Regions from separate parts of the Homo sapiens genome. Here region 1 is linked to region 2. Evidence: read pairs that join two places in POLR2A ChIA-PET (ENCODE). Cell type or tissue: GM12878. All regions are shown on one strand. Region 1 overlaps STIM1 (stromal interaction molecule 1). Region 2 overlaps STIM1 (stromal interaction molecule 1).

Region 1 (4,000 bases), 180 kb before region 2:
GGGTGCCCAGGACCTCTCCTTTTATCCTATCATTCTAAAGCACTGGGAATACCAGTCTCCTCTCTCTGATCAGCATTTTAGACACTGATGCTTTCTCTTCTAGTTAGTTTCTTGGGAGAATGAGTAAGCAGGGAGGAATTGTTTGGCTTTCAGGTAAAAAGGACTTCTTGCTTGTGAATTGAAGTCACTAGGCGAGAAGTGAGTAAAGAACATGTTCCTGGATAGGAGTGGTCAAGCGTTGGTAAGTTAGACTTGGTTTGGGGTTAAATGGGCCTGGTGCTCTCTAGGAGTGGAATCAGTAAGGGTCCTGGCTGTGTCCTCATTGCCCTCCTTCGGGAGCTGAGCATTGCTGTAGGGGAGATCTCACATATGGTCTGGGGAGAAGGGAAAGGAGGAGGGTTAAGGAACGAAGAGACAGAGGGAAGAAAAGGGAACTTTTGCTGAGCTGTTTCTCTAGGCTAGGTGCTTTACACCAATAATTTTCTTTAATCTTCACAACAACTTTGTGAGGTAGCTATAATTAGTCTTGTTTTACATATGATGAAACTGAGGCCCAGAGAGGTTAAGCAACTTACCCAAGGTCACAAAGCTAGTTAATGATAATAAGTTATTATTTATCATGTGCCTGAAAAGCACATATGAAGTTTCTTTTTTTTTTTGATCCTATGAAAGATAATTATTACTTCTTCAATGCAAATGAGGAAACTGGGAATTAAAGAGCTTTGGTTACTTGTGGAAGGTCACTCATCTGGCAGTGTCAGTGCAGGGATTTGAAACCAGGTCTGTCTCATTACAGAATGTGTTCCCTTGATGTCCATGTTGCTCTGCAAATGGAAGAGCTGGGATTCAAATGCAGAGTCATGAGAGCAGGGCTTATGTCTTACCTATCTTTGTGTCACCATTCCCTATGACAGTGCTTACCATGTTGTTAGTGCCCAATAAATGCTTGCTGTAAAATCTAGCTCTGCCCTCCCCATAGCTCATGTTAGCTGCAGTGGGTTCCTATTGCTAGCTGCGTCCTGCCCCAGCTGCTCGGCTGCCTATCTTCCCCCGACAGTTTGGCCTTATCGTGCCTACCCATTGTGGCCTCCTTGACATCCCAACACACAGCATCTCCTCTAGTACTGTTGCTTTCCTCTTCTTCATACCTCTTTTTTTTTTTGAGACGGAGTCTCGCCCTGTCACCCAGGCTGGAGTGCAGTGGCGTGATCTTGGCTCACTGCAACCTCCGCCTCCCGGGTTCAAGCAATTCTCCTGCCTCAGCCTCCCGAGTAGCTGGGACTACAGGTGCACACCGCCACACCCAGCTAATTTTTGTATTTTTAGTAGAGACGGGGTTTCACCATGTTGGCCAGGCTGGTCTCGAACTCCTGACCTCAGGTGATCCACATGCCTCAGCCTCCCAAAGTGCTGGGATTACAGGAATGAGCCACTGCGTCCAGCGTTTCATACCTCTTTTCCCTAGCTATACATTTTCCTCTGGCTATGGCTTTCCAAAACCCTCCAATCCTGTTCATTCTTTTCTCTGTAGTTTTTCTGACTTATTCCAGGGACTTCCCTTTCTAGATTATAATCTTCTTAGTCTGTACCATATAATTTGTCACCTAATTATCTACTGTTTCACTTTCTGTTGGTTTCGTGGACATTAATCTTCTCCCCAGCCAACTGATGGTAGTCATATTATAATAACTCCCCAGATTGGTTTGTGCTCTGCACTTTACAAATCACTCCACTGTTTAAGACCTGTCTTTTTGCTTATCATGCCCACAGCTGCTCTGTGAGGTGGGACAGGAGGGGATTGTTATCTCCATATTATTGTAAACAAATTCAAAGAAAGCAGGTGACTTCCCAATGTCATATATGTAATTAGGGGCAGAACAGAAACTATATCTCAGGTTTACTAATTTCTGGCTTAGAATTTTATCTGCAGGCTCTTCTACATTTGTTTTTTTCCTTACCATTTCCCCTCTTGCCTTCAAGGGTCACTCAAGGCAGAACATCTACCTTGTGGGTTTTTAGGAGGTTTGGTTGGTGACCCAGTGAATGGTAAAGTAGCCCAGATATCAATCTTAGGTACTTCTCAGTGGCATCAGTGTTCTGGGTTGCTATTGCCGAGAGAATTCTCTTTCTGTGGCTATTAGGATTAATGTTGAACTAAGAAGCATTAGATTATTATGAATGGTCAGAACACACTCTCATGGAGATCCAGGAAGCAGGACAGGATGTGTGGTGCTGGGCACTTTTGTGTTGTGGCAATGGCATGAGTTTGCAAGCAGTCAGGCCAGAGTTTGAAATCTGGCTTTGCTGTTGTTTGCTGGCCTCATGACCCTTAGTAAATCATTAATCTCTCTGAGCCTTAGGGCCACTGAGAGAATGTATTTAAGGGCCACATAATGGCCTGTGAAAACAGTATTTGTTGTTGGTTTTTATTGCCAATACTACTTTAAGTTTAAGGTGCCTGAAGGGCATTAGAAGCCTGCTAGCACCTGTGACCCTTGCAGGTTACTTCTCGTGTCTTGATTTCCAAGCATTAGTGATGACTACCTTGGAAGCTATTGGCTGATAGAGGATGAGCTTGAATGCTGTTCCCAAAGTCTCCCGTCTCCCAAGTTTCCAGTGCCTTCTCAGGGCAATGAAAATAGTTTGTGGACAGCTGGGGGATGGTTTCAGTGTCAAACTTTGGGAGTAAAATCTTTCATGTTTTTCTGAAGAACTTTGGCATTAGAATTGTTGGTTCTGGAAAGTCAAGAACACAGTTGTTATTGAGAGATTTTAGTTATTTCTGAAACCAGATATTGCTCCAAAGCTGTTTGTTAAATACTTCCCTACTCTTCCTAAACCCCTGCCCCTCCCCAAAAGAAAAATAAATCATATTCAGACCATCGTGCGATGGTTATATCTCTGGCCTCCCTGGTCACCCAGCCTCTAGCTCTCTGCTAGCACCACTCCAAATTGCTGCTTCAAAAGAGGTCAGTCAGCCCCTTTCCCTTACTCCTCAACCATGACCTGGTCTGTCTGGAAAGAGGATGAGATACATGGACCAATACATCCTATTTAAAAGGGAGCTTGCTTTCTCACTAGGGACTTTAGACTGCCTGACACACAGGAAATGACTAGAAAATCTGACCAGTGGAGCATAACTCATTGCTAAAATGGCAGGTTTGGACGGCTGCAGGATGGGAGAGCAGGCTTCCTGAAGAGGCAGGAAGGGGCAGCTGGATGGGAAAACAGTGACTTTTGAGTTTTTCCTTTTAGAGTATGGTGACGTAGGCCGTTTATTAAAAAAAAAAAAAAAAAGGAAAATCACATAACATAAAATTAATCATTTTAAAGTGTACAATTCAGTGGGATTTAGTACTATCATAAATGTAGTTCAAAACTATTTCATCAACCCTAAGGAAATCCATACCTGTTAAGCAGTTGTTCCTAATTCCCCCTCTCCCTTTCCCCTGGCAGCCATCAATCTGTGTATCTGTGTTTTGTCTGTATAGATTTACCTATTCTGGATATTTCATATAAATGGAATCATATGATCTATTGATCATATGATTATTTTATTTTATTTATTTATTTTTTCAAGATGGAGTCTCTCTCTGTTGCCCAGGCTGGAGTGCAGTGGCATGATCTCGGCTCACTGCCAGCTCCGCCTCCCGGGTTCATGCCATTCTCCTGCCTGAGCCTCCCGATTAGCTGGGACTACAGGTGCCCGCCACAGCACCCGGCTAATTTTTTTGTATTTTTAGTGGAGATGGGGTTTCACCCTGTTAGCCAGGATGGTCTCCATCTCCTGACCTCATGATCTGCCCATCTCAGCCTCCCAAAGTGCTGGGATTACAGGCGTGAGCCACCGTGCCCGGCCGATTATTTTATTTTTATTTATTTATTTTTTTGAGATGGAATCTCGCTCTGTAGCCCAGGCTGGAGTGCAGTGGTGTGCTTTCTGCTCACTGCAGCCTCCGACTCCTGGGTTGAAGTGATTCTCCTGCCTGTAGCTGGGATT
Region 2 (4,000 bases):
CTCCAACAGCTGTTGTTTCATAACTCTTTGCCTACTTTACACGCTGAATATGCTAGGGCTTGGGCTGGGAGTGGGAAGGGGATGGAGTACTGCTTGGACTTCTTGTCATGTCAAACTAGTGCCATATGCCATTCAGTCATTAATCCATTTACTTATTCATCCAACAAATATTTACTGGGTACCTGCTCTGTGCCAAGCACTTGTGCTGGGTGCTAGGGATAAAGATGACAACAAGCTGTCCTTGCCCTCAAAGGGCTTACTATCTGGTAAGTGCTGATTATGTATAATCTGTCATCTTATTATGTAGGTGCATCTGGTTTTGAGCTTCAGCAAAGGGGAAAGGGGAAGGTGAAGCTGTTGGAATGCCCACACTTTGCAGTCTCCAGCCACAGAGCTACTGAGCACTGCTGTCCAGGCCTAGCTGAGCTGGCTGTTCCCTCCTCTGCTGCCTGCAGCCTCTTCTTCACAGCTTCTCTCTGCTCTGGAGAGAGTAATAATCTTAATGTTTGTACCTCCCTTTATAGAGTGCTTTCCTACATATTATTTCAGTTGATTCTCACAACTCTGGGAGGAAGAGTATCCCAACCTTTGGGTGAACAAACTGAATCTCAAATATTTTATAATTTATCCAAGCTGGTAAGTGGCAGAGCTGGGATTTGAACCCAGGTCTGTCTTGTTCTAAATGCCCTGCTTTTTTTCACTGCATCTTCCTCTTGTGCCATGTGGTTAAAGATAGGCTTCCTTTCAATATTCAGTTTAGTTCTATTTTACAAAACTTCACTAAGCACCTACCATGTGCCATACTCTCTGGTGGGCCCAGAGGACAAAGAGATGTATTAGACCTGACCCCTGACTTGAGGAACTCCATGTTTAATGGAAAAGTAGATGACTGACCACTAAGATCCAGGATTTAGGTTTCTTTCTTGCTACCCATAGAAATAGCAATATTGCCTTGTGGATCCCTGGACCATTTTCCTCATGGGAAGGATATCTTTGGCTTGGATTAAAACTGCAAAGCATAGGATAAGAAGTCAGTTCTCAGGTCACTGGTTCACTTAGCTTTTTTGTGGCTAGAATTACAGCCAAGACCAGGTCCAGCCAGGCTGGGCACAGGTGTAGGGGATGTCAAGCTGTGGCACCTTAGTGACAGCAGGAAGCATGGGGCCTTCAGTGCTTGGGGTGAAGTGAGGGTGGTTCTAGGCCCATCACTAGCTCACATGGTATAATGAGAATAATCTAGCAGATTTGAGTTCATTCTCTGGCTTTGCCACTTACTTGTGTGTGACTTTGGGCAAGTTACTCAACTCTAAGTCTCCATTTTCTTATCTAGAAAGTCGCACTAGGCCGGGTGCAGTGGCTCACACCTGTAATCCCAGCACTTTGGGAGGCCAAGGTGGGTGGATCACGAGGTCAGGTGATCGAGACTATCCTGGCTAACATGGTGAAACCCCGTCTCTACTAAAAATACAAAAAATTAGCCAGGCGTGGTGGCAGGTGCCTGTAGTCCCAGCTACTCGGGAGGCTGAGGCAGGAGAATGGCGTGAACCCGGGAGGTGGAGCTTGCAGTGAGCTGAGATCGCGCCACTGCACTCCAGCCTAAGCGACAGAGCGAGACTCCGTCTCAAAAAAAAAAAAAAAAAGAAAGTGACACTAATAATGGAACTGAGTTCTTAAGGTTGTTGTGAGGACTGAATGAGGTATTGTATGTAAAGTATCAGAACAGTAGCAGACACACAGTAGTTGCTTAGTCAGTGTTAGCTCCTTTCTCATTTCTTTCATTGCTTACAAGTAGATAGCATTCCAGTTCATAGGTTTCTTTGAGAAATAGACTGTAGAAAAGACGACAATGTTTATTCTCATTAGTCAGACGAACTGCAGCACAAGTGTTTCAAAGAGGAACCCCAAGAACTCCCAGGCTTGTAGGAAGCATCTGATTTTACATAAGTTTGCACAGTAGGAAACTGAGGTCCTCGGGGAGGAACAAAGCAACTTATGATCAGACAAATGAGTCACTAGTAGAGCTGAAATGAGAAGCCAGATCTCCTAACCACTCCCACACCCCATCACAGTGCCTCACTGCGTCTCTTACTGGTGGGCTTGATTGCTTTCCAAGGCCAGAGAAGGAAGTAGCTGTTCCTGTATGCTCAGACAGGAGTATAAATCACACTGTGATGTCAGAAGCTTCTTTTCTAGCTGGAGAAATAAAGCTATGCATCAGAAAAGAGCACCAATCTTATAGAGTAGTATAGAATTAAGTGCTTACTTGTGGGACCTAGACCAGTGGTTTTCAACCTTTCATATCTTTTACCCCCCTCCTCTTATATCCACTGTGTTCCAGCAGAAGAGAAACAAAGTTCCATTTTTCCTAGGTCATTTTCTTGTTCACAGGCTTTCTCTTATTAAAGTTATCACTGACAGTATGGGTGGAGGTCATAAAAAATTACAGTAATTTTATTGGAGGTAACTTGTATTGCAGTGACTCAAATACAAGCTAACAGGACTAATTCCATTTTTGTCATCAGTGGTTAATTAAAATTTTTTTTCCTTTTCTATATTTCATTTCAATAGCACATTAGCAGGTTTATATATAATGACAGTGAGTTTAGATTAGGATAATTCATAAATCCCAGAATCACTGGGTCATATGACATGACAGTTTGACCTGGGCTGCACAGGAAATGCATTTATAAATGGTAGGAGGTGGGGAAAATATGTAGAGGATAAACCCTGGAAGGAGAAGCACAACAGAAAATTTAGTTGGGTGTGGGAATGGTCACAGACAGGTAATCCTTAGAGGATAGGGTGCTTAGAAGTTGGTGGATATGGGGAGAGGGCTGAACAAATTCTTGGTAAATGTTATGTGTCTCTCCATATACCCTGTTGAGACCCAACTGGTATAGACTCTGTGTTCTAGAGTGCAGAGGGGAGCAATCACCAAGAGCTAGAAGTGTTCCTGGGGGAGGCGGGTAATCCTACCAGGATCCTTCCTGGCTTTACTGGGAGGGAACTGATCTGCTACTCTTTGCCTCAACAGGCTGGCTGTCACCAACACCACCATGACAGGGACTGTGCTGAAGATGACAGACCGGAGTCATCGGCAGAAGCTGCAGCTGAAGGCTCTGGATACAGTGCTCTTTGGGCCTCCTCTCTGTGAGTCTTGTGTTGAGAAGGGCTACTGCTGTGCCATGGAAACCAAAGCTGTTGTAGTGGATAGGCTAAGGCTAAGGCTCTGGGTCTCCTAGGCACACCTGCAAGATAGCACCTATACTATTTCCACTGGTATTAAGGTATGAAAGAGTCTTACATTTTAGTCCAGACACGTAGCAACATGCATTCATTAAATACTTTAAGGAAATATCTGCATTGTGCCAATGCTGTGCTGGACCCTGTAGGAAGACCTGGAATGAATCATGTTCTGCCCTGAAGGGACAACATGAGTGTTCTGTAGAGGTACACAGTACTTCTGAGGCCCAGATGAGGGCTAGTGAAGGTATCCTATAGACAAGGTGACATGTTACCTCTGCCTTTAAGGGTGGATAGAGCTTTATTCTATGGAGGTGGCAGAATAGGACATTCTAGGCAGAGTAAACAACCTGAGCAAGAGTACAAAAGCTAAAATATGAAAAGTATGCTCAGGGATAGAAGTAACCCCCTATGGGCTGAAAGCTTTTTACCTGTTACCTACTTCTATATTTCATTTCAATAGCATATCAGCAGGTTTATATATATATAATGACAGTGGGTTATTGTAGACATGTAGAGTGCATGAACTGATTAATGAACATCTTTGTATTATTGAATGACCAAGGAGGACTAAGTGGGTTTTCACTGAAGCAGTAGACACACTCAGGCCTAAGAAAGGGTGGTCTCTTCAGCCAGGGTCTAGTTGAGAGAATTAGGTTGTTCAGTCTCTACAGATCTATGTGGTAGGAACGGCCAGCCTGTAATCCTTTTTCTAATTCTAAGTTAACCAAGGGGGAGCAAAAAGTAGTGAGATTTC

What was found. ChIA-PET counts read pairs that join two places held together with the same protein. Peaks named below come from ENCODE experiments on the same cell type or tissue, not always from the same donor. Only the 100,000 strongest peaks of a DNase experiment are listed, where the experiment ranks them.
Region 1: POLR2A ChIA-PET joins it to region 2 with 13 read pairs; 3 of 35 experiments call an interaction of 5 or more read pairs at or near these places.

What each region holds. Positions count from the first base shown.
Region 1 is chr11:3,877,812-3,881,811 of GRCh38, forward strand. The region is part of intron 1 of STIM1 (stromal interaction molecule 1); the gene reads left to right. Among named protein-coding and RNA genes, the nearest start is that of PPIAP40, 14 kb to the right of the region's middle. In GM12878, no CTCF peak of the experiment used is centred here; DNase peaks (open chromatin) are centred at 1,800 and 3,120; H3K4me3 peaks cover 2,939 bases; H3K27ac peaks cover 3,750 bases.
Region 2 is chr11:4,056,247-4,060,246 of GRCh38, forward strand. It overlaps STIM1 (stromal interaction molecule 1), which reads left to right. Exons shown (of 13, transcript NM_001382567.1): 5 at 3,035-3,150. Among named protein-coding and RNA genes, the nearest start is that of RRM1, 37 kb to the right of the region's middle. In GM12878, no CTCF peak of the experiment used is centred here; a DNase peak (open chromatin) is centred at 2,015; H3K4me3 peaks cover 697 bases; H3K27ac peaks cover 2,214 bases.